Linked DNA regions of Mus musculus: regions 1, 2, 3, 4, 6 and 7 are each linked to region 5. Evidence: chromatin loops called from intact Hi-C (ENCODE). Cell type or tissue: gastrocnemius. All regions are shown on one strand. Each heading gives the region's core, and the rest is flanking DNA. Links, peaks and the distances in the headings are about the cores only.

Region 1 (4,372 bases), core at 198-4,197, 91 kb after region 5:
GTACAGGAAAATATACACAGTAAGTTGCAAGCAGGGGCCCTGCACATCCGGACTCTCTGTAAAGGCCGCTCTGCGCTGAGTTGTGGGACTCTCCTCAAAGACTCAAGGTTACCTGGCTGCCTGAGGCAGAGACGAGGGAAGCTGTCTGGTAAAGAGTCTGCCTATTTGGTTCCTAGTCTTCAATATGAAGGCAGCAATAGCAGTCTAAGTAGATATATAATATACAATCTTGAAACTATCTAAATGAGATGCTGAGAAAGGTTTTATATACATCAATCTCTCAGTAAGGCTCAGAGGGTGAAAATGCAGGCACAGCTGACGCTAGTATTTATATATGTATTTCTCAGAGCGGTAGCCTCAGCATGACCCAAGCCCACCTTGCTGTGTCCACCGGTCCCTTCTGCAGCTTGCTCCTCTGCCTGTCCTCCTCCCTCCTGGGGAAGGTTGGCATTCTCATCCAGAAGCTTAACCGGGACAGGAGGTGGGCTTTCCTCGTCCAGGTCACTGCAAGTTCCCAGAATGCTCTCTGCGTTCGCGCTGTGGCGGCACTTTTTGTTTCTGTCCACAGAGGCATATTCAGCAAAGTCGGCCTTGCCCTCCATGGGAGCCCCCTGAAGCTCCTTCAAGGCAGAAGTGGACTTGGACTTGCCACCCTGGCCTTTGTCTGCCACTTCCTTGATCTCCTTCACTGTTTCATACAGACAGTCCTCCACCATGTTCTCCTGGGAGGAGCTGTCCTTGAGCACCTCGTAGGGCCCCTCCACTCCGGGCCCCAGTTCCGTGTCTGCAGCCCTGGCTGTGAGAATCTCGTCCACGGCGTTCTCAGGCGGGATCCTGGGCAGCTCCCGGCTCTGGTGGCACTTGGCCTTTCCTGTGCTGTCCTGGGAGTCCAGGAGATCGGAAGCCGAGGTCTGGACTTCCTCATAGTGCTGCATGCAGGTCAGCGTGCTGTCTTCTGAAAGAACTGAAGGGGAAAAGGTGTGAATAACCAGTGCGTGGACCACGATGTCGCCACTACAAACCTGGTTTTACCTGACGCTCAGTTGCAGACTTCAGTGCCAATGCACCGTCTTATTTCCATTACATTGAAAGGAACCGGTTCACGGTAGCATTCCCAGTACAAAATTGAATAAATGATGTGGGCTATGCTTTGACTTCATTACGTACCACTCCTGCTGAAACCCACTAGGCAGTAGGCTTGCCAGGCACCAGGTGGGGCTGGGGGCGGGGCTTCTTACAGAGGCTGAGTCAGGAAGGCTGAATTCAAGACCAGGCTGGGTAAAGGGCGGGCCGTGGCAGTAACTCAGCGGCAGAGGGCTTGCCTCACACACGGGCTCTGGGTTTTACCCCTAGTGTAGCATACAAAATTGACAACCCCTGGGACCAGACTACAAGACTCTAAAACCATGGGGCATGAGTGTCCTCTCTTCCCCTGACTGGAGTTGGTCCCTGCCTAGATGAGGGAGCAGCCTCTTCCCACTCCCAGTTCACCAGTCTCTTCCATCTGGCAGACATAGCAGAAGCTGAGACACCATGATGGACCCTTAGGCCATCATTAAAAGAGCCCGGAAACTCTGTGCCCTCTTTCCACATCACTGCAGCCTCACATCCTTGCCTCCTCTTAGAAGGAGTCCAGCCAGGACATCCTTGAATTGTCTCTAAAGTGGTGACCATGACACCTGTCGGTCAGTCGTATCTGGCTTTTGAGTGTTGGCTAGGTGCCAGAGACTGTTCGACCATACGCAAGTGGAATGGAATTTGCTCTTAGGGTGCTTATATCAACCCAAGTTCATTAGGAACTGGATCTCACTGTACAGCAGAGAGAAATTAGCAGCATCGTGTCAGCTGGGAGCTGCTCATGGCGCCCAGCTCCCCCCCCCCCCCATAGAACAACAACAACAACAACCCAAGTGAGCCAAAACCGGAGGAGGGGGCATCTGGGAAGAGGACGGGGTTAGCAGGATGCGTGGAGGTGAGAGGGGAGTGAGGGTGAGCGGGAGCAAACCACATTGTATACTTGTATGGAAGAGTAGACCAGCCATCTGTTAGGGAGAGGAAAAGAAACCCTTAGCCGCAGGGTTTAGCAGCCAGGCTTAGAGTCCTAGCCTCTCCTGCAGGAGTGGCTCCTGCTGGGGCTCTAGCTATCTGGTCTCAGAACACAGGGGCACTGGCACCTGCAGCCTTGGGTACCACTGCTGATGACCTTCAAGGTCCCTTCCTTGCCTTGGGTGACAGCAAAGCGGGAAGAAATCATTGCGACTCCACCTGCCAGTCAGTGCACACTGTGTGGAACAACATGCCTGCCCTAGACTAAGTGTCTGCCTTAGAGCTGGGCTCCCTGCTTCAAGTTACAGATTCTCAAAATCTGGGATAACAACATCAGTCAGGTTATTAATGACTCTGTGACAAGGATTTGGTTTCTCACAGATGTCCATGTCCTAGTCTCTGGCAACCACATGCTGAATGACACAGCAACTCCGTGAGTGTGCTGTCCCTCCCCTGCCCACTCCCCATGTGTAGTCAGCCAACATTGGGCTGGGTAGAGAAACCTTGGTTACCTAGACAAGAGACTGCATAGTCCTAAACAGTGAAAGAGTAAAGGCTAGCGAAAGACCTGATGATTCGGGAGAAGCAACCCAGGAAGGGATGCAGGCAGGTGACTCCATCAGCCCCCAGCAGGGTGCAGGCAGACACCTCATACTCATGACCTGGCCAGCTGTCAGTCACTCCAGCCACTGCAGCATTAGACTGTGGTAACTTAATCCAGTAGCCCTGTGCTCTCACTTAGACTGGGGACAGTGCCACCTGTGTGTGGGCACAGTGAAAGGAATGACAGCACGCACTCCAAGAGGGTACCCGGCACCAGCAGCCACTATGCAAATGAGGCCTCTAGCTGGTAGTAACAATGACTGGGATAGAGTACATTCCCTACTGGTCATCTGCATCGCTTGCATGCCTGGTGCGTGCGGAGGCTCCCCTACAACTACAGTCAGGGAGAGTTGTGAGCTGCCACGTGGGTGCTGGGAACCCTGGGGCAGAGTCATCACCACCGCCCCCGAGCACCTTGCTCAAAGCCTAAGGCTCCCCAGTGCTTCCTCTGCAGAACTTACTGTCGCCATTGGTGAGCACCCCGTTCTGTTCGCTGCTAGCCAGTGCATCTGTTGTCAGGCTGGTTGCCGAATGGCTGAACATGTCCTTGTCGGAAGGCTGAAAAATCCAAACACATCTTCTATTAAGAATCTGCTGGGCACCAGCGGATACTCCAAAAATCAAAGCAGCCAAAGAAATGCCAGAGTCCATTGACAAAGTTAGGTAAAACAAGAACGGTTAGACTGAACACCATGGATAACTAGATAAACTCAAGTGTTGAGAGTGGGGACCACTTTCTCCAATGGAGAATGGCTGAACTTATTTCCTAAGTATGGTTCTGGTCTCTCAGGCACTGGGGGTCTCCCAGGACTGCAGGCAGCGCATCTCACCAGGTGGTTACAGATGGGCTACGGGTACACTGTGTTTTCCTAGCTCAAGGGGAATGGAGACCACAGATTATTGTGTGGGTCAGAACAGAGCCCAGCAGGGATCAATGCCATCCCTAAAACACAGGTGGTGACAAACAAACAGCAAAGTGTCCCGACAGGAAGAGATTTAAACATGGTCAACACAGCATTTAATGCTATACATTCCCGAGCCTATTTCCGAGCTTTATTGAAACGATCATCTACTGAATAATTGCTTTGCAAACCTTTCCTACTTTCAGAGATGCACAGACACTTGGGAGAACTGATTTTGTTCCTCTGGGCTGATGGTGCTGTGTGGACTGCCTGGAACAACATGGCAGGCAGAGTCCTCACAGGGCAGAAGACAGCAGCTGCTTCTGGATGTGTTCTGTCTAACATGTCGGACCCTACCCTCTTCATGTTAATGGCTTCTGCTGCCCAAGACACAGCCCAGGTCTCAGGATATCACAGGGAAATTCTGATGCAACCTGTACAGGAGTCTTGGGTCGCTGGCTTCACAATCTTACTGACTCTGATGGGAAATCAAATAATAACAGATAATAAGTAGCCCTTGAAGTGCAGCAGTGCGCCAGTGTCCGGGAAGTCTGCTCTTTGGGCCAATACTGCTCGCATCTGCTGCTATAAAGTGACTTGAAGTGTTTGTGCTTTGCCAGGACCCTGAGATGCTCATATTGGAGAAACAGTGTCCTTAGGGGACAGAGAGGGGGACCAAGGGAAGGCTTCCTGCATAGCACGCCACTGCCAAGCTTCTATAATCTCTGTCTGAACTGCTCTTTCCCATCTTAGCCCCCATGAGAAACAAGTCAGCAAACTGGGAGTGGTCTAGGGAAGTCAGGAGCTCAGTGGGCAGCTGT
Region 2 (4,372 bases), core at 238-4,237, 340 kb after region 5:
GAAAACACGGTACGCTCATTCTGAAAAGCCCAGACACCATGATGGAGGTGAAGGTGGGATCCACTTCCTGAGTCTCCGTCTTCATGACGAGCTGCACCTAACATAGCAGGTCACAGTTCTGCTACTTCATGAAAACACTTGATGTCCTTGCTGTCCACGCTATGGCTTAGTACTTAAGTATCACATATTGTTACTGTGTGCCACTCAAGGATGCAACATTGCAAAACCACAATTATTCTTTTACATACATTAGCATGACATCAGAGTACAGTCAACAAAATCTTAAGACAGAGCCTTGACAATGGGTGACAAACGCTACTCTTTATTCAACGAGGCTCTGAATGCTTCTCATGTCACATTTTTATATTTTTTGCAATTACAAGTTCCTCTTTGTATTCACTGATAGCTTGTTTTCTGCTTGGGATTTTTTGTTGTTGTCCTTGCTGCTGTTGTTCTGTTAACCAAGGCTGGGGAGTTGGCCTGGGGCGGGAGAGAGTGCAGAGTCACAGTCTTTCTGAGGAAAAGAAACGCTTAGCCAAGGATTCTCATGGTTCCTGTGGCTATGTTGTGACCTGAACTCGACGTGACTCAGCCTGATGCATGTTGCCACTGTGTCCCTGTCGTGAACTTTCCATTTTCACAAAGGCCCCACTGTGTAGCAATTTGGTTAGAGCCATGTCTTAGCCAGGGCTACTGGAAGTAGTCCTGTAGAGTATCTGTGGCATTCAGTAGGATGGGTGGCTTGGATTTCTATTGCTGTGATAGAACATGACCATGAATAAATTGGGTTGGAAAGGATTTATTTCATCTTTTACTTCTGAAGTCACTCCATTGTTGCGGGAAGTCAGGCCAGGAACTTGGAGACCAGAGCTGATGCACAAACTGTGGAGTGGTGTTGCTTACTGGCTTGCTCCGTATGACTTGCTCAGCCTGCTTTCTTGTAGCACCCAGGACCGCCAGGCCAGCGCTGGCACTACTCATAGTTAGCTGGGCTCTCTCGCATCGATCATCAATCAAGAAAACGTACCTCAGGCTAATCTGGTCGGGACATTTTCTCAGTTGAGGTTCCCTCTTCCAAAACGACACTAGCTTGTTCAGGTTGATGGGAACAACTAGCTAGCAAGGTGGAAGATAATTCTAGCAGAGAAATTTTAGGCATCAGTGCTGTGAATGAGATGTAGATCTGTGATATTAGAGCAAAGTTTGGTGAGATTTACCTTAACTCACTTGAAGAACTGAATCACAAGACAACAGGGCAAAATCAGGCCCTGCACAGCTGTGTGTCTTCCTGTAAGATATTTGTACCTATTTAGTCTAATATAAGTACAGTATCTGCAGATCCAACACGATAAGAGGCGTGGTCAAAGTCAAGACCCCCAAGAAGACACGCCCCAAGGCAAACCATCCCAGATTTACTGGAGCAGATGGAGTGGAGAGTGCTGTGGCCACTAGAGACCAGAGATATCTTTTGTTTTCTTCGCTAGGATTACAACTCTCCCTGTGAAGGGCGAAATGGCGATCCAAATATGGATCCCTTCAATTTTCTTTCATGGACAATTACTTTGAATGTGTGTAAGGCTTGACTTCAAATAAAAACATTTCTATGCAAAATTTAATTACTTAGGAAGGATATTATTTCAGACTCGGATCTACTAAACTTGAAAGTGACAGCCATTTCTAGCCATTGCTAAGTGCCACGGCCACACCCAGGCAGAGCGCTCTCCAAATTGGACTGGTTCTGCCATCTAGTGGCACAGTTGATTAACTACAAGTAGTTGAGGCACTCCCTGGCTTGGCCTGCCCACAGGGTGAGAATTAAGTCTGCACTTAACATTGTGGAATTTGTTTCACCTCCTCACACATGTGACTTTGGAGAAGCTATAGAATATTGCTCCATGTCGGCTAGCTGAACTGTATAATGACGATAAGGAGCTATTGCATGGTTCTCATGAGGCACCTGTGCTTCACACATGGGAAACACTTAGCAGATTTCCTGACAGTGATGTGATTATATTTATAATTTTTATTCTCAAAATGCACGTCTTTGGCTGAGGCATGAGAAATCAAGTTATGAAAATATGAATGATTTTTAATAAATGATGTCTATAATACTGAATGCTTGGATGAAAATCAAGTTTATTTAGGCTCTCTATGCACAGCGCCAACACATGCATGATCTCCGTGACACTTGCCTCAAGCCAAGCTGTTCCCCACCTCATAGAGAGCGACTCCATCCCAGCAGAACACTCGATATGTGCATGCTAGTGTGCGCCTTCTTTCTCCCACTTACAGAACCTCAGTCTTTATATCCAGCTAGGTGTCGGCTTCCTGTACACACTTCTCCAGTGCTGTCAAGCAGACTTCAATCCTGCATAGTCCTTTTCTGTGCTGTGTGTTAGAGCATTTGACATGGTCAGGCTGTCGGTGAGGATTGGGTGGGATGCAGGCTGATGCAGACCCGGAGTGTGAAATGCCTGTCATGAGACATTGAGTGTTACCCTCATATACTCTATCATCACAATGCCTGACACAAAGACTTCACACAACACAGGTCTCATCAAAGCTGAGAGGGAAAAATGATTTTAGAGACAGGACCTCACATGTAGCTGAACCAGGCCTTGCATTTGCAACCATCCTGCCACAGTGCATCATGAGAAGGCCAGACTAAACTGGCCTGGTAGGTTGAATTGGTAGATTTGATACCTAAAAGTAATGCTATAATAATAATAATAATAATAATAATAATAATAATAATAATAGTCATTAAGAAACACCTAAAGATTACTAAAACATAAAGAAGCCACTTCCCCTTCTCAAGTGATATTGAAGTTTGACATATTTTTAAGCCTCGCTGGACTTGCATGCTCACAATAGCTGCTTCTGAGCAGCCCTGTACCCCCACACTTGTCTTTTGTTGTCTAGGTGTTTGGGGCTACAGGGATTACATAAGTTTTATCCCCAGTTCCTCTACATCTGAAGTATTGCTAAAATTTCCCCCATTGCACCACTACTCAGACTTTGCTGAGTGCGGTGGCATGATTATATATCCACAGAGCACATCTTTGGCCATGAGCCTTTCTTTCAGCTAGAAATACCTGCTTTCCAACCCAGGGTACAACATCTCTTGCCACCTCATCAGAATGACCCAACGCTATGTTTTATATGGGGAATGGTATAATAAACACAGTGTCTTGCCATCTGAATGGTCATAAGAGAATGGCTTTCGGCTTTCAGTGGCTCTAGGTCGCCTTTGTGAACTTGGCCCAGAAGATCCCGTAGCTATGAAGAAGGGCCTGGCGATGAGGCCAATGCGCCACCCAGTCTGGTCTGTGCTGCAAATCATCTCGTTTTAAAGTGAAATTACTCATAGTCGATATGTTCTATCTAACTTTATATCTTTCTCCAGAAACAATAATTTCTATGGTCGTGAATTTATTCACTTATACATTAAATTTTTAAATCTTACATATCTTGATGGATATTTACTCTGAGAATAACAAGATACTTATCTCTCCTTTCTTTCTTTCTTTCTTTCTTTCTTTCTTTCTTTCTTTCTTTCTTTCTCTCTCTCTCTCTCTCTCTCTCTCTCTCTCTCTCTCTCTCTCTCTCTACCTCCCTCCCTCCCTCCCTGCCCCCCTCTCTTTCTTTCTTTCTTTCTTTCTTTCTTTCTTTCTTTCTTTCTTTCTTTCTTTCTTTCTTTCTTTTTTCTTTCTTTTTTTTTTTGAGACAAAGTTTCCCTTTACAGCCTAGGCTGGCCTGGAGCTCAAAACAATGCCCCTGCCTCCACCTCTGAGTGCCAGGATTACAGATGTGTATCACAACTGCCTACAGCATCCATTCTTTTTTTTTTCCATTTTTTATTAGGTATTTAGCTCATTTACATTTCCAATGCTATACCAAAAGTCCCCCATACCCACCCACCCCCACTCCCCTACCCGCCCACTCCCCCTTTTTGGCCCTGGCGTTCCCCTGTTCTGGGGCATATAAAGTTTGCGTGTCCAATGGGCCTCTCTTTCCAGTGATGGCCGACTAGGCCATCTTTTGATATATATGCAGCTAGAGTCAAGAGCTCCGGGGTACTGGTTAGTTCATAATGTTGTTCCACCTATAGGGTTGCAGATCCCTTTAGCTTCTTGGGTACTTTCTCTAGCTCCTCCATTGGGAGCCCTGTGATCCATCCATTAGCTGACTGTGAGCATCTACTTCTGTGTTTGCTAGGCCCCGGCATAGTCTCACAAGAGACAGCTACATCTGGGTCCTTTCGATAAAATCTTGCTAGTGTATGCAATGGTGTCAGCGTTTGAATGCTGATTATGGGGTGGATCCCTGGATATGGCAGTCTCTACATGGTCCATCCTTTCATCTCAGCTCC
Region 3 (4,372 bases), core at 284-4,283, 210 kb before region 5:
TCACCCACCTCTGTCAGTGCACAGAGGCAGTCCCCCAGGGGCACACAGAGGCAGTCCCCCAGGGGCATTGTGTCCTGGACAGGAGAGCAGAGCCTGCTAAGGACGTCCTTTTCTCCTCCCTGTCTTTGAATGAGCACCGGGGCAATGCTGTGAGGCTCTGAATGGGAAGTGGAGCTAAAGACAGAGGTGCCTGGGCCTTCCTGTGTATTCAAGGTCCCCATTCACAGGACATAAGGAAGATGGGGTTCAGATTCACCCCATGAAGCTCTGGGTAGAACATCCTGCTCTTCCTAGGGAGAAAAACCAAGTCTCCTGTAACCCCAAACTGAGCTGGCCGGAAAGCATATTTTAAAGCTTGGAAAACTTGGGGGCTCACCAGTTACATCACACCAAGTGATGAATGACTTCTAGGTAGACAGGCAAAGCGGCCCAAGTGAGTCTCAAAGCAGCGGCCTGTATGTCTAGACTCGCAGCCTCCCTTGCTGTGACCCTCCAATTCAGCTCCTCAGGGTGTGACCCCAACCATAAAGTCTTTTGGATGCTATTTCACAACTCTAGTTCTGATAGTGACAAATCATGATGTAAATATAGGATATACAGGATGTCTGATTTGTGACCCCAAAGAGATCTTGGCCCAAGGTTGGGAACTGTCTAGAGCCAAGCTCTGGAATCCAGGCCTCAGGCTTCTGTCCTGCTAAGATGCCCTTATGTTGTAAGCTGTTTCAAAGCAGTTAAGTAGGAAATTATTTAAGCTTTTTAAAAAGCATTTATTTTGTGTGAGGTGGGGTGGGGCAGGGCGTGTGCACATGTGAAGGTCAGAGGACAACAGTGCTTCCCTCCATCCACCACGCAAGCCCTGGGCATCAGACTCAGGCCACCGGGCTCCTTTATCTGACAATCCATCTCATGGGCCAGGGAAATGATTTTAAATTGAATGTGCCTGTCCAAATACTTGCAGGAGTAACTTCTATGAAATTTGAAAAAAATATATGGTAATGTTTGTGAAGTTAACTTGTTTGCCTTGAAAGTGCTTCATGTACAAGTTCCAGTGAGACAGTTATTTAAAATATTAAAGGAAGAGTAAAATGTCACAGTTTTATGTAAAAAGTAACCAGAAAGCACTGGATGCTGAATCTTTGATCTGAAAACTTATATGTAGGTTTATTTACTTCCAAAACACAAGACTTAATCTTTCAGCCTTAGTCTGACAACTCCAACCCCACCCCTGGCCCCCCAAGATAGGGTTTTTCTGTGTTCCCCTGACTGTCTGGACACTTGCTCTGTAGGCCAGGCTGGCCTCAAACTCAGAGCTCTGCCTGCCTCTGCCTCCAGGGTGCTGGGATAAAAGGTGCCCCCCACCCCCCCACCCCCGGCTGGTATTTTTGTTTTATGTGTATACACAGGCTTCATATGTAGATGCCAGTGAGGGCTTAAAAAAGGTATAGAATTCCCTAGTTTGGGAATTGTGAGCTGTGCAAAGTGGGCACCAAGGCCCTCTGGAAGAGCAGAATGTCCTTAACCTCCAAGTTGTCTGTCAGTCCCCAACTCGTGTTTTAAAAAAATCTATATCAGGCCTGGGGATATACCTCATCCGATAAAGTGCTTGCTTAGCATCTGTGAAGCCCTAGGTCATAGAAAGGCGGTGGTGCATCTCTGTAATGTCAGCATTTTGGAGGTGAAGGGCAGGTGGTCAGGAGTTCAAGGTTGTCCTTAACTCTGCAGAGAGACCAGCCTGAGATAACTGAACCCTGACTTAAAAAAAAAAAAAAAAAGAAAAGAAAAAGAAAAAGAAAATTAGCAGAAAATAAAATTGAGTGGTCCACCAGAGGGCAGTATTTGACAAAGGTTTGATAACAAACATCACTCATAGAAATTATATATGCTTCATTTATTGTATCAACAATGTGGTTAGTAGAAAGAGTTTCCTTCCATCCATACAGTTTCAGAGAGGGAACCTGAGCATGCCTTGTTCCTACAGGGCATAAATAGTTCTTTATGCAGTGCATCTTGAGATTTTTTAAAAAAATGTTTGTTTTATAGCTTTTAAGATATAAGAAGAAGCAAAGGAACTCAGAGTTGTTACATGGCACTTTATAGCCTGGATAGAGCCCATTGGCTCACCAAAAAAAAGCTCAGTTGTTCTAATTCAATCTCCAAAGCGCTGTTTGCCCTTCCTGGGAAACATCCCAATTTGGCTGCATTCCATATGCTAGAAAAAGACCAGAGCCAGAGCCAACTGTAGGCTTGAGGGAGGCAGAGAGGGGTTTCAGTTCTCCAGGGGCCAGGAGAATCACTGTCACACCCGTGGGGCAGTCCTGGCTGGAGGGGGCTGGGCATCGGCCCAGATCCTCAATAAGTCAACGGTAACTTCTTTTATCCTCAGGCCAGGTAGCTGCTTCCTGGTGGTGGGGTTTAACTTTTCTCTCCTGTGTTTACAATTAGGAAAAGAAGCAGCACACGCTTGTGGTAAGCAAACACTACAAGTTGGCACGTGATGTCATGTGATAAACACACTTGGGGCTGCCTCCAGGTGAAGACAGAGCCAAGACTTCCTGTTTGCTCTTCAGAACTCAGGCAGAAGCCTGACCTATAGCCATGTCTATCCTTGGTATATATATTCACATACATGGACATTGTGCATACTTTGGTGTGTCTGTGTGTCTTTGTGTGTGTGTACATACATGTGCAATATCGCATCCTGGGAATCTTTCTGTCTCATTGCTTAGCTTTTTCCATTTAATTTTCTCAGAGAAACATGGCTTCATTCCAGGGACCCTAACCGGGGTTTCTATGGGTGTCAGGCTGCTCTGACACAAAACAGAGAAGGAAAGGGGAGCTATTATGTTGTAAAATATTGATTTGGATGTTTATTGGCTTGTTTATTTGTTTATTTTGCTGCAGAGAAATGAGAACTGGAAAGAGCATACTGGATATCAGCTAATGTTTTCTGAGCTTCAAATGCTCTCACGGTTTTGGTCTGTAAGTTGTCCCCGGTGATGTTTAAGTCTTGTTTGTTTTGTTTTGAGACAGGTAAGACAGGGTTTCTCCAGGTACTCCTGGCTGTCTTAGAACTCATCGTGTAGACAGGCTGGCATCTAGCTCTGCTCCACCTGCCTCTTCCTGGGATTAAAGGTATGCACCACTGCCTGGCCTGATGGGTAATCTTGACTGGACTAAAAGATGCCCCAGTAAAGCCTGCTTCTGGCTGTGTCTGCCACAGGGCCTGCTACACGGGACAATACATAAGTGAAGGCAGTGTCACCCTACAGGCTGCAGTCAGATAATCTGACCCTCCTCGTCTACCCCATCCTGCTGCCTTACCACAGGCCAGGAGGCAGTGGGGCCCAGGCTGAACCCTCTGAAATCATGCTACAAAGGAAATCTCTTGGGCTCTAAGTAGCTTTTCTCAGTCATTTGTCACAGCAGTGGGTGTCTAACTAAACGGCCCCGCTCCTTTCACTGTCCTTCTGGACCCTTGGACCGGTCAGTTCTTTATGATCTCATTACAAATGCCCGACATCTCAGGGAAGACAGGAGAGCAAGGCCTCCTCAGAGCACAGAGGGGTTGACACGGGTCCAGAACTTTTATACTGCAAGTCTCTGGTGGCTCCCCGCCATTTAAAAGCATGTGTAGTGTTTGGCTCTGAGTTATCTGGCTGTGACATCTGTCACCTCACTGATCGCAGGGTTGATTTGACTGATCTGGCTGGCTAGGCAGGGGTCTAGCCCTTCCCTTGCTGCTCCATGTTCACCTCTTCTGAAGCTGTGTGCTTGATAGCCTTCCCCAGCATAAGTCTGCTCTTCAAGGGTATACGAATAGCTGTGCTTGGCCCTCTCTGCTGGCTAGTTATTGTTGACTAACCCTCTCCACCAGAGTATCATGTCTGTGAAACATATTATCATTTCTATTGATATGGGAGGGCCTAGCGCACTGTGGGTGGTGCCATCCCTAGGCAGGAGGACCTGAGCTGTAAGAACTTTAGCAGAACAAGCCCAGGAGAGCAAGTCAGTAATGAGTACTCCTTTGTGGGTTTTGCTTCCGTCCTGCCTCCAGGCAGCCACCTTGAGTCCCTCTTGATGGAATATAAAACTGTAAGCTGAAACACTCGCCCCATCCACATGGGTTTAGTCAGGGTTTTATACCATCAGCGGAAAATCAAATAGAATAATCTCCAAACAAGTGCCCAACTGTGGATCAGTATAGTTGAAATTGCACATAGAAATCCTATGGAAAAATTGTATTTTTTACATTAAACTCTTTGGTTTAGCTTTTATAGCCTTGATTTGAGAAATCCTTTTGGTTTCCCAAAGATTCATGCATTTTATCACTTAGAACGTTTTGGAGCCTGGACTTGATTCAGTCAAACTCTCT
Region 4 (4,372 bases), core at 122-4,121, 230 kb after region 5:
TGGTCATGGGAGTAAGCAAAGGGTTTTACCACACACATCCCGCTACTCCAGCAGGATTCGCAGATCCTGGAAAACAGCCTTCCTCATTCCACACCTGTGAATTTGAAGCTGCGTCCAGGGAATTGTCTTAAAAATACTAAGTATTGGGGCTACAGGTGACTTGGTGGTTAAGAGTGCTTACTGCTCTTGCAGAGAACTTGGGTTAGATTCCCAGAACCAACATAGTACCTTGCAAACTTCCTGTGACTCTAGTTTCAGAGGATGGGGCACCCTCTTCTGACCTTCACAGGCTCTTACATGCACATGGTATATGAACTCACACAGGCATATACATACATACATACATACATACATACATACATACATCCTTTGTAAAAATCCAAAGTACTACTGAAACATTCTACAGTTAGCATGAAGATATTCAAATAAATGATTTCTGATTGGATCCCTTGCGTTTTCGTGCTTGTTGCAATGGATGCCAGCTCAGTATCATTTCCTCCGCTTTTCACAAATAGGAAAATCTAAGCCATGTGGAGCAAGTCCTGACTTGATCTACAATACAAAGCCAATTTCCTCTGCCTTTCCAAGGCAATTGTTTAACTTACCAAATTGTCCTCCAGTATTGAGAGTTATTGGCTGGTCGTATTTAGTTCAGTCCATGCCTGTAGATGAGACCGTGAAAAGTTCAGACTCGGGTTCTATTGGTCATAACACAGAACAGGGCACTTAACGTTCAGATCAGAGCAGGTCACTTCGGTCTCTGTTTCTTCTGATCACTAACAGAGTGTCTTTTTGTCAAATTAAGTCTCAGTTATACAGCTAGGAAGGTTTAGAGATGTCTATCAATCTAGGCCATGCCAAGAATAAGAAAGAATTCAAATATTGGCAGAAACAGGAATTATAAAAACAAAACAAAACAAAACAAAACAAAACAAATCTCTCCAGAATGTGAAAATGACCATCCTGTTTGTCTTTCAGGTTAAAATGGAATTAGCCTTACTGAGTTGAATCTGGCCTCATTCAGTAAGTCTTCATTTTAAAAACAGAATAGAAAGCCTGGCTTTGAAGCTTGAAGATGTTTTTAGTCATTATGGAAGGTACAGACCAATAGTTGATCTCAGATGAAAAAGTAGTGTAAAAATCTCATTTTTATCTTATCTGATTTATCTTACTCTTCAGAAGTAATTTCTAACACAAAAAGCTTAATTTGTTACTTACAGAATCTGTCAAAACACAGTGACTAGGGCAAGGTCACAGGCATGGCAGTGGCGTTCTGCTTGACAGCACGCAGCCATGCCCAATTAGGGCTTTATGTTCCTCTCACACATGTGGTGGAAACTCCCAAGTTTGTGAAAGCCACTGTGGGGGACATGGCAACCTCAAGAAGGAGCACATGTTGACAGAGCAGCTCTCAACAGATTTCCTAGGCGCTTTACCTAGAAGGGAAACGCTGGCAAGGGTGACTGCTTCCTGGAGTCCTAGGGCTAGACATTCCCATGACATGGTCTCCGAGACCAAGCAGGTGATATTAGGGAAAAGCTTCAGGACCTTCTTGCTCTATGTGTGGATGAGGCTTCATGCAGCGACAGATGCTGCTGTCTTTGTTGCCGAGAGCTCTCCTACTTGTATGCTCTTGACTTAGAGACAGCTATGTGCAATGTTCCCTCACATGTGTCTGAATCCTTGGCCCCCAGCTGCTGACGCTGTCTGGGGACATTGTTGAATCAGTAAGTAGGGTCTACCTGGAGAAAAGGAGTCTCGGGGCAATGGGGATTCAGGGTTGCAACCTGGTATGCATCCATCCACAACCTTTCTCTCATTCTGCTTCTCTATCTGCCCAGATGTGAGGAAGGAACCTTACTTGTCTGTGGCCACAATCACTACTGTTCCTGCCACCATGCCTCTCCCGCCCCACAACGGACTGTGTCCTCAAATTGTGAGATAAAATAAATACTTCCTTCCCTGTATCGTTTCCTGCTGGATATTTGTTAGCAGATAAAAGTAGCAAAACCACTATTTTTTTTCAAGAGCAGTCAATCTCAGGGGAGTTCCTATCAATTCTCTTTGATATCACTTCTCTCGGTGTCCAATTCCAGAGCAGTTAGCTAGCTAGACTGCACTCCTCTGGATCCAGGGCCATGGCTCAGAACCAACTCCTCTCCTGAGGCCACAGGAGAGCAGAAGGAGAGTTGGGCCAGAGGGGAAAATGGCTGTAGCAGTGAGTTTGAAAGCTGTTTGATCCTAAGGTGGTATTTCTGCCTTCTGAAAAACCAGCCTGTGATGGGAGCCAGCCCCCAACACAGTGGTGTGCAGGGTTATTGAGGCTTGTATGCCTCTTCTGGTAGATATTAGAATCGCACACCAGCTGTTTCTCCTTGCTCTGTTTCAAGATTCCTTTGTAAAATGAGACAATAGTGTTTCTTGTTTACTACTTGAAAATATGCCAACAACGTATCCTAATATTAAATTTGATGATGTTTAAAAGCAGCATATTCTTGGAAGCCTAGAAAGTATTCAGATCCCTGCTCCTATATAGCACTTACTTATGAGAGGAGCTGTGGGCAGCCTGTGTCCATAGTTCATGTAACCTCCATAAAGACAGTGAAATACTACATTTCTGTTTTACAGGTAAAGAAAAGGAGATGCATACATGTGTTAAATAACATGTCTGAGTCGACATAGCTAGTGGGCAGCTGACTGACCTCTGTGCATTTAAACGTGAGCCATATGACTATAAGGTCCATGTACCGAGTCTCTGCTCTCCGATGCTTGTCTAATAAATCAATGTGGTATTTTATTTATTGCTGTTTTCCTTCCTGTAAATCTTCCCGGCTCTGTGACCCAGCCATGATCCCTGGTCCTTCAGGTCTCAGGTCCCAGGAGAAGCAGCAGCTGACCCCTTCCTACAACTAAGCCAAAGTGATTCACACTAAGTCACTATCTGCCCAGATGTGAGGAAAGGGTGGGTGGGGGAGGGGGAGGAGCTGGGCCTGGCCATGAGCACATAGAGGGGGGCTGGGGAATGGGGAGAGAAGGGACAGGGAGGGAAGAGAAGAGGAGCAAGAGAGAAGAGAGGGAAATGACAAGTTAGACCTGGATCTTCCTCGTGCATTCTCCATATCTAGAATTTCACAACACTCTATTTATTTAATAGTTATTGAATATCCTCTCAGCACAGAGCATTGTATGTGTTCTTTGCTGAGGACAGAAAAAGAAGATGAATAAATAGAAGCCACAGTCTTACCTACAAGGCATACTCATCTTGAATAATTGACAGCTGTTTAAGTCATCATGGCAGGGAGCCTGTATGTATGAGTTGGGGTGACTGGGTTCAAACACTGTTTTCTGTTTCCTACCTGTGTATTGCCTTTAAAATAATCTATCTGAAGTTTAATTTTTTCTTTTGTAAGATGGACTTTGATAACATGTTCCTCCTTGGGGTGGGATGCTATTTAAAGTACTCAGCCAATGCTTTGAGCAGCGCATCGTTTTCAAGAGCAAATAGAGGGATCTCAATGGGAAGATATGCATTGTGGGAACTTCAAAGTACATGTGACATCAAGGACTGCTCTAGTTTCCCACCGCTACTTTCAACACACCCTAAGAAAGTGATAATGTCCCAAACGTACTGTAAATGCTATGGATCCAAGAAAGTCTAGGCACCAAATGGAAGTTTTACAATCTGGAGCCTGTGTGCCTTCTGTCTCTAGGGATGTTTCACTAAGTACTTTGATGGAGATAGGGTGTGCCCCTGTGAGGACTGGCTACTGTTTTTTACAGAGGTGGCCAGGGTGTGCCCAAGCTACCTTCTGTCTCAAAACCCCCATTCCTATCAAAAGCAAGGTTATGTACATAAGTGAGAGAAATAGATAGCATGGTTTTTCCTAGTGACTGAAGAGGGAGCCTCTCTTCCCCATAGCTGGTGTTTTCTTCCATGCACAGAGGCTCCATTTACACAAAACACGAAGATCCTTGCTCATCCCCACTCGGTACTGGGGGCAAGGAAGGAGAGACTTACTTGATTGTTAAGGCTGAAAGGGGACCCAGAGCACAGTCCTCCCTCCTCGTCTCTTTTCAGATTTGCTCTTTCTTTTAGTCATTTACAGAGTTGAGTCTGCTCCTGGAGAGGGAGGTGGTCCAGTAAGCCTGAGGTGTGCAGACTGAAGCACCTCACTCTGCCTGACTGTGCCTTTGGAATACCTAGGGCATGTTGTCACCTCCTCCTGTTACATCTTTGTTGGTTAAAAATGTTGTATTGTTACCCCACTTACCTATTTTTCATCTTGTGACTTAAGTTACTTGGAACTAAAGGACAGAAGGTATTAATTGCGATTCATCCTTGGTTTCCTGTATCCCAGAAGATGTACAACTG
Region 5 (4,372 bases), core at 146-4,145:
ACACTTGAGAGCGGGCACGGAGATATTAAACAAAAACAACAACATCAACCACCTCTATCAAGTTCACTTGTTTACATATATTTTCTTCTGAACACTCCAAGAATTTCTGGTTATCCTGCTATCTTAAGAAACACTGCGCCTTTAATCCCAGCACTCAGGAGGCAGAGGCAGGCGGATTGCTGAGTTCGAGGCCAGCCTGGGCTACAAAGTGAGTTCCAGGACAGCCAGGGCTACACAGAGAAACCCTGTCTCGAAAAAACAGAAAACAGAAAAAAAAAAAAAAAAAAAAAACACTGGCGAAAAAGCAAACACTCTCCATTGCTTGCCACTCGCTGCCCTCAAAACTTCTTAGCAACATACACGGTGCATGAACCTCAACGCAGTTTGTTTTGTCCAATAGCGTGCTTAGAAGCTCAGCCAGACAGTTGTGTAATAATAAACCCTTTATCTTCTGAAGATACAAAAAAACGGAAAGATCGCTCGTTGCGGTAGCGCGGATGAGGACCTGGTGAAATTTTTCAGCTGAAAGTCACATTCATTTTAAATGCTACCCCTCTCTCTCCCCACAACACAAACACCTTCCCCGCCTTCCTCTTTTGTAATCTTAAGGGGGCGGAGGGTAAGTGCTTAGGATGTCCAGTTTAAGGAGGGCGAGGAGAAACACGGGGATGGGGGAGGGGCAAAAAGCTCGCGGAAACCAAGGTCTAGGTTGTTGCTGCACAGGCTCCCAACTCCTTCACAAGTGCCTGTGATGGAACCGACCAACAACTGTTCTCAGGTGAAAGGAGGTGTTGCAGGTTGCTGGCTAGTTTCCAGAAGCTTGAACAAGAGAAGGAAGACTCCTGCCTCCCCAGAGCAGAATAAAATATCAATGCCAGGCCGATCGGGGCTCCGACCTCGTCCAGCTCCCAAGTTCCCCACCCTGCCCAGAGAAGCGCTCCTTCCTTGCCTACCGGCACGCGGGACCACGCATCCGCCCGGCCTCTGAGCACCGACAGGCCGCCGGGCGCCGCTGAGCCGCTGAGCCGCTGAGCCGCAGTTCCGCGCGCTGCCCACCGCCGCCTGACACACCCCTCCCGGCCCGCGCCGCTGCGCTCGGCCTCCCCGGCGCCCCGGCGCCCCGCCGAGCCCGCTGCGCCCCCCACCGATCCCCGGCACCTCGCACGCACCTTCACCGCGCCTCGGGCGGGGCCCTTGGGAAGCGCACGGCCGGGTCCGAGGGGCACGAAGCGCTCCTCAGCGTCCTCGTCGTCCTCGTCGCCGTCCACCACCTCGACAACCACCTCTTCGTCCTCTTCCTCGTCGTCGTCCTCCTCCTCCGCGACCCCTCGGGGCTTCTCCGTTACCCGCCCGCGCGTCCTGCGCCTTCGGCCCGCGCCCTCCTCGTCCTCGTCCTCCTCGCCCAGCAGCAGCAGGACCGGCGACGAGGCGGCGGCAGCGCGCGAGGGGCCGGTCCCGCGCGGCGGCGGCAGCGGCGGCCTCCAGCTTCCCGGTGCGGCGGCCGGGCTGGGGCCGGGGGGCGGGAGCCCCAGAGCGGCGGCCTCGGGGGCGGGAGCGGGCGCAGCGCCCCCGCGGCGGCTGCCCAGGCTGGGGCGCTTGGCCAGGCGCCTGGCCTGCATGCCTGCGCCGGGCTTGCGGGCCGGAGCGCCGGGCTCCTCGCGGGCTGCGGCTGGGCCCGGAGACGCGCGGCTGCGGGGCTTGCGGGGCCGCCTCCCGGGCTGGCCGCCGCTGCTGGCTGGCAGACGCGCGGACGCCGCCTTCGCTGGCCGGGCCCGCGGGGACGCCGGCGGCTACGGCGGGGCGGCGCGCCGGCCGCGGGCGGGGGTGGGTGTGAGCGAGCGCGCTGCTCCCGCTGCCGCTACCTCCGCCTGCGCCTCCCGGGAGCCGCGGGCTGCGCTGCGCTCCATGCGGCCGGCGGCCGGGCCGGCGCGCGCCTCTCCGGGCCCTGCGCCCGCGCGCTCAGGGCCTACCGCGGTGTCCTGGGCGCGAGCTGTTTGTGTCGTGTCTTCACCGCCTCCCCCTCTTCCCCAGTCCTCGCTGCCTTCCTGGTCTCCGTTCAGACAAAACCCGGACTGGATTTTTTTCCCCAGACCCGCGCTCTCTGAAAATCTGCCGGCTTCCCAGCAGTTGGCTGGGACACTGAGGCCACCCTTGCCCCTGGGCCCATGTCTCCCTCTGGTGGGAAAAGCGTAGGTTTAGACGGCAGGAAGGTGTTTGCTTAAGAGATTTGCTCAAGAGTGGTTCTCAGATGGCGACCACTGGTGCTCAAGTGGAGTTCGACCAGGTGTGCCAACCCCAGGTTTGGGGTCAGTTCCCAGCCTGAGTCCTCAGTCATGGAGATTCCTGCAACATTTCCCTGGCCCTCTCTACCAGGTTCCTTTGAGCACCAGGTTGTAGGCCTTGCCTCATGTTCTCAGCTCTGTGCAGGTTTGGCCCTCCTATGTGTTTCTTCCAGTTTCCACCTGAGGTCCTTACCTGGTGATATGATATGGGCCGAATTCCAAAAGTGTTCTTTCTGCTCTTGGTTTGGTCTACTGGCACTGTCCCAGTCTAGAGAAAGCAACACACCAAGTGGTCAAGATTGTTATTTCAGCTTTTTATATATGTAAGCTAGCAGAAGGCCAGTTTGCCATGTTATGAATGACTGCTGCTTTCGGAGGGAGTAAACCAGACATTCTGCATCCAGATCATGCCCCTAAATTCTATAGGTTTTGGCTAGGGCTAGGAGGGCCTTATTCATCAACAATTGAGTAAAAGGGTGTCCACATGGCCCATTGTTCTTGGAGATTGAACATCACGTGGCTTGCTAGACATGTGATGGGGCTCATTAAATGTTTATTTGGGGTACCTTCCAACCGCTAAAGAGGGATGAGGACAAGGATTCTAAAATGAACTTTGTCCTCCCAGAAACTGATCACCCGTCCAGAAAATGCCTGTTTTAAGTAATCACATCCAAAAATAGTGGTGTGTTTTAAAGCCACCTTGTTCTCACTTCCTGTGAGGCACTGGCCCACAGGTCCTGTCCGTCCTTTCTGAAATGCCTTTCCGTCAGCCCTTCCTTTCGAGTCCCAAAGCTCTGCTAACACCTCCCCACAGTGAAATTGGAAGTGCGTACAGTCTGAAGAGGAGGTGTGCACACATGCAGGTGTGCACACATGCACTCCCTGCCCCACTTCAGATACCACCCCAGAATTTATCTCCCTCAAAGTGCATTCAAAACACACCGTTTCTAGTGAACTTTTCATCTGTAAATATCCTGTTCAGGAAATTAGAATGAGCAAACCTTGTTAACTGGAGCATTGTAATTTATGGGTGTGTCTTGGATGTAGCTAGACCCTCCCAGAAGCAAGTGAATTGTTTCCGTGAGCCTAGAAAGAGTAGCCCCAGGCAAGGAGCGAAGCTGCTCTCCTCCAGATTGAAGATAGTGGCTTGGTTGATCTCATGAGATGATTTGGAGAGAGGCAGCTAAGTATATGGGTCTCTGGCAGAGGTGGGCAGGTGGCTCAAGGACCTGTACGAGGGGTGCAGAAGAGATCTTATCGACTGTTTCAACTAACAGCACAGCTGTCATGGTCATCAGAACAGCTGTGATCCTTGCATGCCATCGGGCTGATTGGCTGTCCTTAGGAGGAGTGGGCACAAAGCCTCTCCATGAGACTCAGCCTGTCCCCCAGCCACTTGTATGGAATTTTGCCCGAGTGGCACTTGTCTCTGTCCCAGCAGAGATGCTGGATTACAGAGTGTGGAAGGTTAACTGAAGGGGAGACACCCCCCCCCCCAATCTCTGCAGCTGTGGGTAAATCATTCATGCTGGGTAAGACTTTCTGGTGGCACAACTGCTTTGGGCTCACCCATGTTCTTGTAAGTCCTCCTTCATGTTTCGAAGTAAGCCCAATAAAGTCACTGCTCCCTAAGGGGTTTAGTGGGACTGTGTTCATCATCTATGTCATGACAAAACTTCTCCTGGGGAGAGAAAACACACCTATCAACTTACCCCAGATAGGGAAGCCATGACACACTAAAGTTTGGATGCCATCAAAGTCCATCTTGGTGAACTTGGTGAATGAGTGTTACTGGATCACTTACAGGAATATGGGCAAGGGCTTCTTCCAGAAGCAGGAAAGGCTGAGTTTGCAGCCCTGAGAAGGTATGGACGGGTAATAGCTTCTAAGGGAGGAAAAGGCAGTTGTCTGTAATGGTGTGACTCCAGGTCAGCCACACTCTAATTAATGGATAGCCCCATACCCAGGAGTAAGTTTATGAACAGCAAAAGCTAAAGTTGATGGGTTATTAAATTTAGACAGGTCACAAAGTTGGGGTGGGGAGATCTGGAAGGAGACCAAGGGAAGAGTTGGGGGTGAATATTATCAAA
Region 6 (4,372 bases), core at 191-4,190, 220 kb after region 5:
CAACAGTCCATGGAGATTTTAAACCAAAATAGCTCGTATGGAATCCGCCAACAACTGCTTCCTATGGCTTTAAACCTAAGACTAAAGGAAGTGTGCCCATAGATGTGATGGATAAATGATTTCCACTTCAGAACACTGAGTTCAAGATAAGCACAAGGCCCCATCTCTCTGCCTGAGTGGAGTTCTTCCTTGGACACTGGGCTATGCTCAGAGACAATGCTGGCTGATTATTGCTGCTTGTGTCCATGTGGACCACAGACAGCAAAGACACAGGCTGCAGGGAGGCAGAATAGCGAGCATCAACCACCAATACAAAGTATCAAGTTACCCAACTTTTCTCTTTGGTTCTACGAATGTATAAACAGGGAAGAAAGAAGTAACAGAATCCAGTTTCAGCTGAAGGCAAAACACCCTGTTATCTTTCTCACAATAGCACTAAACGGGGTTTGCAACCAGGGCCTGGCATTTAATAACAGAGAAGTTGATGATAATAGCTTCCAGTCTCGAAGAAGGAGTGCTATTTAGCACTTTGCATACTTGAAACTTTAAACATAAACTTCCCGTGGAGAAAGGATAACCCACCCACATTGCTTGCAAGTTGAGGCAGCAGGGTCAAAGAACAAGATTCCAACAGGCATGTTTAAGATGCCAGCTCTAATTTCTACTACTTGATCTCTCTCGGCCTCAGTTTCTTCCTCTCTAACATCAAGACAAAGCCATCTCCATAGAAGGCCTTCAGGGAGGCACTGCTGGAGACAGTAAATCCAATATTAACATGTGGCCAGGGTGTTTATATCCTCTCTCCTATTACACATGTGCACTGCTTCTACTGACCTCCAGCAACAGCTGTTTAATGTCTACAGCTTATCCCAAGACAAATTTCCTTTCACAGCATGAAACTTTTTCCCCAAAGTCAGCCTACGATACTTGACACCAGCTCAATACCTTCTCATCAGGATTCCACTTAAGCCTCGCACAACCCAACCAGGAAGGTACTGCAATTACACCCACCTATTTTACAGATGGAGACGCCGGGCACAGAATTCCGGTATTGCTCAGATTCAAAGCCAGCAATAGTGCCAACAGCCTGGTCTCTTGAAAGCCCACACTTGGACAAAATTTCTTCTAGGGGTCAGCACTCAATGCTCCTATAAACTACAATGTGATAACTAGCTTTTCAACGTTAAAATAATCTTTCTTTTTTCTTAGAATCCTTAAAATAATAACTATGCTTAAACCAGGTGCCTATAACTAGTTAGTTCATCTTGTTATATCCACTGAAGCACTCTAACCCATACATGCCTCTTTCTAAAGGTCACCTAAATAAATCTCACATTGACTCACATCCCTGAGTTTTTATTTCAAATCCATATGCATGTATATATTTTTCTGTGTGCATATTTCTTTCCATCTATGGATACATGTGTATCACAGGGCAGCTGCAATATGAGCTGTTTGGTTAATGCAAAGCTGGTACTCTAAATATTATCTTTCTTTATAACAGTCACTGCCTATCAGTCACACAGCAGGGCTGTATGGTATTTCAAAGAATTCCTTTTACAAATTTAATCAACTCAAGTATTAAACATCAATGGCATTAATCCATTGCTCTGCTTAAAAGGAATCTCTAGGGGCAGCTGAGAATGAAAGGTTAAAGATTTCTACCCTTCAAAGTAGGCCACTGTAGCTACCTATAAATCATGCTCTTTGTTTATTAAGATAATTAAGGCCATCAGTGCACTTCACTTTCAGACTCAACAATTGTCTGGTATGAGCAAATCTCCACTTTTACTAAAACAAAAGGGGATGTGTTCTAAAGAGGGTTCTGTGCATGCTCTCTGTACAATGTATGGTATTTTAAAGCATGATTTATGTATCTAATTCCTTGAACTGCCTTGAAAAAAATACACCAAGTTCTTCCTCCCATGCTCCCTATTAGGAGAAGACAGTCTAATTTAAAGACTGCCCTGTTTCTGACTACGAACCACTATATCATGTCAACGTTTTTATTAAATACGGCTCAAGCTGGACTTGAAAAAAAAAATGGAGTGAGTAGAGGCCCAGATGCAGCCCCTGCAGATGCAAAGGTACCCAGCCAGGAGGCTTACATAAGAGATGCAGGACAACTCAGCCATCCTCGGAATCCTGTTTCTTTGAGACTTGCCCACATTCTTAAAGCATATGAATTAAAACGCATAGAGCACTTTTCTCATTTTCTATGCCTTGGAGCACAAAACACTCATTTGACACATAAGTTGTTTTTCCCTAAAGGGCTAGGCTCCAATTATGGGAGGTTGGCAACTTCTGCCTAAGGGAAGAGTGAAGTGGGATGTGCAGAAAGCCTGCAGGCCCGAGCAGCAATGTCTCAGCTTCTCATCTCTGTGCCAGTCCTCCGAGGGGATGGAGGGGATGTAGGCAGAGCTTCCTAGGATGGAGGTGGCTGACGTCCCTGACCCCACGCGGCGCAAAATCAAGGAGCTCAGAATGTGCAATTTAGCGGCGGGCCAAATGCCCTCGGAGCACCTGTCTCCCCTAGCACATTTCCAGCTGGCACATTCGGGAGAGGCAGGAGCCAGCCCTAGACTCCAGCCTTGAGTCTTCGAATGCCATGCCCCATCCTTTACAGTCCAGTACGCCTTCCTCCAGCCGCAGCCCCGCTAACGGGAGGTAAAACCTCGGCCTGGAACCACAGGAATAAAACGAACCTGTCCTTCCCACGCTGCCCGAAACTTCAGAAACTACAGTCAACTTACTGGTTCGCAGAGGTCTTCTGGGGCTCCAGAGCTCTAAAAAGCGCTGCAACTCCGCTGCTCGCAGCCGGGCTGGCCCGCGGTGGGCAGTGGTAGCGGGCGCAGGACCCTCCTGATCCTCGTCGCCTCGGTTCTGCCGTGCCGGGGGAGGTGCGCTCTCCCGGGCGCACCGGGCGGCCGCAGAGACTCGGACTGCACCGGGAACCCGAGCAAACGCCGTCGTGGCCGCCAGCCCTTGAGAGCTGTGCTCGGAGCTCCGGGTGCGTGTCTCCCTCTCTGAGGGAATGCGACACCACGGAGTCCCCGCACGAGAGGCTCCAGAGCGCTGCAGAGTCACCAGTCCGCCCCGGAGGAGCAGTCACAGCACCCGCGCGCCGGGCGGGAACCGCAGTCCGCACTGGCCGCCGCGCCGCGGAGAATGACAGCGCCGAGGCGGAGCAGCGCGCGGGACTCAGTGCGCATGTTCGCGACTGCTGCGGCACGTCACGGGGGCGGTGCCAACGGGCGGGGTTGGGCGGAGCGAGAAGGGTGGGGCGGGGTCGGGGGGGGGGTTGCTGCGAGGCTAATGTGGCTGCCAGCTGCAGGGCAAGGAGCTGGAGCTTCGCAAAATCAGGGCTGGTGACCAAAAACTCTGTGACTGAGGTTGTCTCCTTAGCCCATTGTCCCTTAAGAAGCAGTCTATGGGGAACTGCCTTAGGGTCCCAGGACAGCCTGCAAAGGTCAAGTTTAACCCAGATGGTTGCTTAACCTTCAAGGACTGCAATTTGCAGGACACCTTTCACTTTGATCTGATGCAGAGTAAGAACTTGAGGAGCTTGTAGGAGCCCTTTGTCCTGGCTGGACTCCAAAGTAAACACAGGAGACTCTGAGAGGTGGGGCCCAGGTATGTAGGTTGTAAATAGCCTTGCCCAAAGCTCCCCAAGAGAATGTGCTGGTTGTATGGTAATACAACACTTGCCTACGCACATTCAGAAGGTCTGGAGGATGGGGAATCCCTATTCCAATAGGGTCCAAGACTATTCCAGGGCTGCAAGCCTCCCACACCCTGTTCTTCCTTGCCACTTACGAGGACAGAGACCCCAGAGCAGCTACTGGCGTGTGGGTCTGCCTGAGAATCAGGTGAAAATGCTTTTAACTTGGAATTTCCAAGGCGTATCCACTATGGTTCGGGTTCACCCACTGGGCACTGGGGGAGGGAGTGGGAGGGGAGATTGTGTGGGGGAGTGGGGTGGGGTGGGGAGGACTCGAATATTGCCTGGAACAAGCTGCAGATAAATCTGACAAGGGTTTTGTTGGCCTTGAATTTTAACTTATTAAACAAGCAACCCGGAAATGGGGATAGACAGTGTGGAAACAAATAACCAGTCCAGATGTGACACTCAGGACTTCTGAGCCAAGTCCACTGAACTCTAAACCAAACAGTTATTTGTCTGACAAGTTCATTTGTTTTCTCTAATGGGGAAGAACAGGCACGAGTGATATTAAACATACACACATTCACTCAGGTAGTGTGAAGTTGGCTGGATAAAAACGGCTCATTAGGAGCAAAGGGGTGGGAATAGGGAGTTGAGTAAAGGAGAAAGGAATGTTAATACGTTGCAGAGGAGGATGTGTAGGAGATA
Region 7 (4,372 bases), core at 219-4,218, 90 kb before region 5:
CAGACTCTAGATTAAAAACTGGAAGACATAGTTCTTAAAATGCTTTATCAAACAGGAAGGCTTAGACACTCTCTTTCCAAAGCCAGTGTTACACTAACATGAAAACCAGTATGGAAATTAATAGTTCAATTTCCTTGATGCACTCAAATACAAAAGTCCTCAACAAATGTGAGCAAACCAAGGGATTGTAGGGCCAGTACAGGGGTTAAAGGCGTTTACTATCAAACTGAGGGACTGCAGGGCCAGTACAGGGGCTAAAGGCACTCACTAGCAAACTGAGGGACTGTAGGTAGGGCCAGTACAGGGGCTAAAGGCGCTTACTATCAAACATCTAATGGCTTGAACTTGATCCCCAATATGCTCATTCTCCAAGAAACCACTCCCCCAAATTGTCCTGTGAGCTACACGCGTGCACGCACACACACACACACACACACACACACCAATAAAAATATTTACAAACTGAATTTAAAACATTAAAAGGATACAGGATGACTTGTCAATATAAGTATATCCATAGATCCAAAGAACAAATAAAATAAATCACACAATCATTATGGAGAAAGGGCCTTTAATGTATTTCTATTGTTTTCGAAGTATGTCTTGAAGATAGTAGTAGTATACATGAAGACCCCTGACACTGATGCTCAAATATGCTGCTTCATGCAGCATGTGAAAGAAGGTTCTCGAAAAGAAGCTGCATCTCCACGAAACATGCTGCAAAGAGAGTTAACTGGATGAAAATGGCCCCAAAGACTCACAGGGCGTGGTCCTGTTAGGAGGTGTGCTCTCTCTGGAGTAGGTGTGGCCTTGTTAGAGGAAGTATGACACCAGGGTGGGCTTTCTTGCTGCCTGCTGATCCAGGTGTATCTTCGGCTATCTATTTCTCCAACACCATGTGTGCCTTGGCGCCACCGTGCTTACCCCTGTGATGATAATGGGCTAACTCTGAACTGTGAGCCAGACCCAAGTAAATGGTTTCCTTTATAAGAGTTGCTGTGGTCATGGTGTCTCTTCACAGCACTAGAAACCCCAACTAAGACACCAACCAAAAGGCTAACAGTGTCATTACGTAAGGTGGGAGGCCTCCAGCAGAAGTACCTCCACTCTGCTTCAACCTGCCCACCTAATGTCCCCAGCAATGTCTGTGAAAGGTGTCTTGATTTATGGCTTTGTTCTGTTAGTACAAAGGCTTTGTTAAACTGCTTCCGTGTGAGAACAAGTAATTTGAGGTAACCTAAATGTGTCCTCGGGCCACGCTCATTCATATTTGTCTACAGAATAAGCTTTCTCCCTTTGAGGTCAGAACTGTAAGTTTTTGCTCAACCATCACACGTCACTGTTTGTTTCTGGACTGCAATGCAGCTTTGTTCCTAAGTTATAGTCTCTTGTTATGAAGCCTGGAGGTTTAGAACCAACTCCATGCTGAGTTTAACTGCTCCTCAGTAATACATCCAGCACAGATGATTTCATTATGGAATGTGGCCTGGCTACTTTGCAGTATTTTCTGAGGCATAGGAAGCTTTTATCATAAAAATCAAAACAACATTAATCTGCAAACGTGTCACTTTACTTTCACTGCCAAGGAAAAAAGATAAAAAGAAGAAACAAACTGAGATAAGGCAAACCTATACCAAAAACCTCGACCAAAACAACAATCAAAGCAGCTCCCTCCGTCCCTCCCCTCGGGGCAGTCGGGTTTAGGAGCTGAGGTTTCAGAGTCTACTTTACTTAATTGCTAAAGGCAAGAGCACAGCAGGGGGTTTGAACCTCCTTCTTTGTGGCTCCCGGCTCTGCTTCTGGCGAAAGCAATCTTTAAATTCAGTGCTCTCAAACAGGCCCCACAGGCCCCACCGGCCCCTTGCTGTTCAACTTGGAGAAGATTTAAACTGGTAAAGAGCAGGCCGCTGTCTGCAGGACAGGTGAGACGGGCTCAGATTTCACAGCTGGCTGGGAGGCGAGCTAACACAAAGCATCGCAGGGGTGTTTTCACACCTTTATAAACAGTCTGTGTTTAAACACCACCCGTACAGTGCTTCTTTCCCAGTCCCTCAAAGCTGGCCACTGCTGTGTGTTTAATTACACTCCTAAATCTGAAAAAATCAAAACAGCCAGCAAGGTTGATCTGCATTCTTTGGCTGGAGCCGCCGCGTGTGCAAAGCCAACCTGCCCGGGCTCCTGTTTCTACTTTCCTCAGTGCAGCCTGCAGCCCAGCCAAACCTCCTCCTGGAGGGCGGCGAGCACAGAGCACAGAGCACACCAACTGCCGGCGCGAGGAAGCAGTCTTCCCCACCACACACTGTATTGAGAGCCATCTCTTGGCAATGCAAACATGTTTCTGGGCTTAGTGCCACTCAGACAACACACACACACACACACACACACACACACTGACAGAGAAACCGGTTTGGTCTTGTTCCAGGGCTCAGTCCAAACAACCGAAGTTAAATGTAGCTTTCATTGTTGATGCCTTTCTGTGTCAAATATCAATCTTTCCGCAAAAGCAGCAGGGACGGATGTAGCTATGAAGAAGGTTTTCCCTCCCCCACTCTAAAGAGGAAAATATATTTCACTCTCTAAGGGAGCATTTGCTAAAGAAGGAAGCAATGAAACAGAGGCCACAATGTTTTAGAATTTTAAAAAATAACACCAGCTGTGGCGCACGCCTTTAATCCCAGCACTTGGGAGGCAGAGGCAGGCGAATTTCTGAGTTCGAGGCCAGCCTGGTAAGTTCCAGGACAGCCAGGACTACACAGAGAAACCCTGTCTTGAAAAAACAAACAAACAAAAAAATACAATTCATGCTAGGGCTGTCAACTTTCCCAGGCAGAGTAACCCCAGAGAACAGTTAAGCCCCAAACTTGCTACAGAGCTGATGGGAAAAGCTGTGAAGACCCGCAGAGCCTCTGCACCCCTCCCAGGGCAGGCCCTTGCTCTCCAGCATGATGCAGGTCCACCACAAGGAAGAGAAATGGCATACAAAGGCACAGAGGCATGCAGCCTAGAGCAAACTGCTGCAGGTCTCCCTTGCCGGCTCCAAACACTCCAACACCACACTGTATTATCAGAAACAAACAAATCAAATGTCTCCTGACCACTCCCCACCCAACGTCTGCCCAGGTGAGGCTGCCCATGAAGGTGGGACCAAGCAGGGTGGGTAGTTAGTGATCTGGGCACTTCCTCCACACTAAGGCAGAGTCACTTTAACCAGTGTAAGAAATACGCAAAAGGAAAGAACAAATGGATCTACAGCGCTGCTGTCATGCTTTCCATGATAAGATTGTAACAAAAAATTAACTTGACTACTTATTTTTAAAAATCTTCTTAAACTTGAAAATACTAACTAGTATGTATAAATGTGAAGTGACTTCATCTGACATGAAATATGAACTCTGAGAGCTCCAGGGAAGTCTGTACAATACTTCTTTCCTGCATTGGATTTTGTACATTGACCAATACAAAAGCACTTAATAAAAATATCCTTGGTGCTCCAGACTTAAAACTGCTCACAGGTTCCCTCCCTCATGGCTGCTCTGGTGTAACTGTTCCTGGAATCCATGCACAGAGGCCTTCAGTCCTTGGTTGCTCGGGGTGGCACTACTGGGAGGTGCCGCCCACACAGAGCCCATGGATGAGTGCTAGACCGCTTCACAGACTGCCCCAGACAGAATTATGAGATGCTGACCCTATCTATCTATCTATCTATCTATCTATCTATCTATCTATCTATCTATCTATCTTGCCTTTTCCCTTTCTGCTTCCTGGCTGGTGATCTGAGCTGCTCCACCCCACCCTCCACCCACAGCCCAAAGCATGGAGCCAGCTGACCCTGCACTGACCTTTTTTCTTTACAAATTAACTCGGGTTATTGTGTTAGAGCAACAGAAACTGGCACCCAGATCTAAGGTAGGACTGTCAACTGAGCTCTGCTAAAGTCAGTTATGGCCAGACGGTGCGCAGCAGTCCGTGAGGTGTGAGGGGAAACTGCTCGCTCTCTGTTGTTGGTGCTAACTTATCTTCCCTCACTGTCCCGAGCTCTCAGTGGATACAAAGCAAATGGCAGGAGCACACCTCTGTTGTTCAAGCATGCAAACTCAGTATAAGCTGCCGAGATTGAATGTTAATTAAAAATAAAATCAATTAGTAATAATTAGCAAACCATAAGTATTCCATCAGAAGTTTGGGTGAGTCACTGCAGGTCTGAGATTTTCATCTACTCGACTTCCACAGACAATTCTTCTCAGCACCTCTCCTGAAACTCAGGTCACACAGACCACTTCAGACTAACCCAGAACAGAACAGGTCTGAGGAAGGACAGACAAGACTGCCAAGAGACGAGAGACACACAGCTAACTTCTCCAAGCCTGTGGCT

What was found. Peaks named below come from ENCODE experiments on the same cell type or tissue, not always from the same donor. Only the 100,000 strongest peaks of a DNase experiment are listed, where the experiment ranks them.
Region 1: it touches region 5 in a loop (2.5-fold over the local background); 13 of 42 quality-filtered maps call a loop at or near these places.
Region 2: a loop joins it to region 5, with 2.3 times the contacts of the local background. A loop is called at or near these places in 4 of 42 quality-filtered maps.
Region 3: a loop joins it to region 5, with 3 times the contacts of the local background. A loop is called at or near these places in 13 of 42 quality-filtered maps.
Region 4: a loop joins it to region 5, with 6 times the contacts of the local background. A loop is called at or near these places in 2 of 42 quality-filtered maps.
Region 6: a loop joins it to region 5, with 2.3 times the contacts of the local background. A loop is called at or near these places in 2 of 42 quality-filtered maps.
Region 7: it touches region 5 in a loop (2.5-fold over the local background); 5 of 42 quality-filtered maps call a loop at or near these places.

What each region holds. Positions count from the first base shown.
Region 1 is chr3:9,698,848-9,703,219 of GRCm38, forward strand. Pag1 (phosphoprotein associated with glycosphingolipid microdomains 1) reads right to left here. Exons shown (of 9, transcript NM_001195031.1): 6 at 3,111-3,207; 7 at 378-964. Among named protein-coding and RNA genes, the nearest start is that of Gm33169, 38 kb to the left of the region's middle. In gastrocnemius, for the core only: a CTCF peak has its summit at 2,771; a DNase peak (open chromatin) is centred at 1,716.
Region 2 is chr3:9,946,127-9,950,498 of GRCm38, forward strand. No RefSeq gene overlaps it. Among named protein-coding and RNA genes, the nearest start is that of Gm33273, 63 kb to the left of the region's middle. In gastrocnemius, for the core only: a CTCF peak has its summit at 1,754 (motif pointing left); a DNase peak (open chromatin) is centred at 1,741; H3K4me3 peaks cover 278 bases.
Region 3 is chr3:9,398,536-9,402,907 of GRCm38, forward strand. No RefSeq gene overlaps it. Among named protein-coding and RNA genes, the nearest start is that of C030034L19Rik, 2.3 kb to the right of the region's middle. In gastrocnemius, for the core only: a CTCF peak has its summit at 1,830 (motif pointing right); DNase peaks (open chromatin) are centred at 2,238 and 3,598.
Region 4 is chr3:9,843,011-9,847,382 of GRCm38, forward strand. No RefSeq gene overlaps it. Among named protein-coding and RNA genes, the nearest start is that of Pag1, 12 kb to the left of the region's middle. In gastrocnemius, for the core only: a CTCF peak has its summit at 2,333; no DNase peak of the experiment used is centred there.
Region 5 is chr3:9,608,101-9,612,472 of GRCm38, forward strand. Zfp704 (zinc finger protein 704) reads right to left here and starts at 1,985. Exons shown (of 9, transcript NM_133218.2): 1 at 1,170-1,985. The coding sequence starts at 1,619. In gastrocnemius, for the core only: a CTCF peak has its summit at 2,177 (motif pointing left); DNase peaks (open chromatin) are centred at 728, 1,092, 1,328 and 2,039; H3K4me3 peaks cover 2,207 bases; H3K27ac peaks cover 1,658 bases.
Region 6 is chr3:9,830,458-9,834,829 of GRCm38, forward strand. It overlaps Pag1 (phosphoprotein associated with glycosphingolipid microdomains 1), which reads right to left and starts at 3,222. Exons shown (of 9, transcript NM_001195031.1): 1 at 2,754-3,222. In gastrocnemius, for the core only: no CTCF peak of the experiment used is centred there; DNase peaks (open chromatin) are centred at 2,501 and 3,213; H3K4me3 peaks cover 2,276 bases; H3K27ac peaks cover 2,007 bases.
Region 7 is chr3:9,518,344-9,522,715 of GRCm38, forward strand. The region is part of intron 2 of Zfp704 (zinc finger protein 704); the gene reads right to left. Among named protein-coding and RNA genes, the nearest start is that of Zfp704, 90 kb to the right of the region's middle. In gastrocnemius, for the core only: no CTCF peak of the experiment used is centred there; DNase peaks (open chromatin) are centred at 1,822, 2,285 and 2,864; H3K4me3 peaks cover 674 bases; H3K27ac peaks cover 990 bases.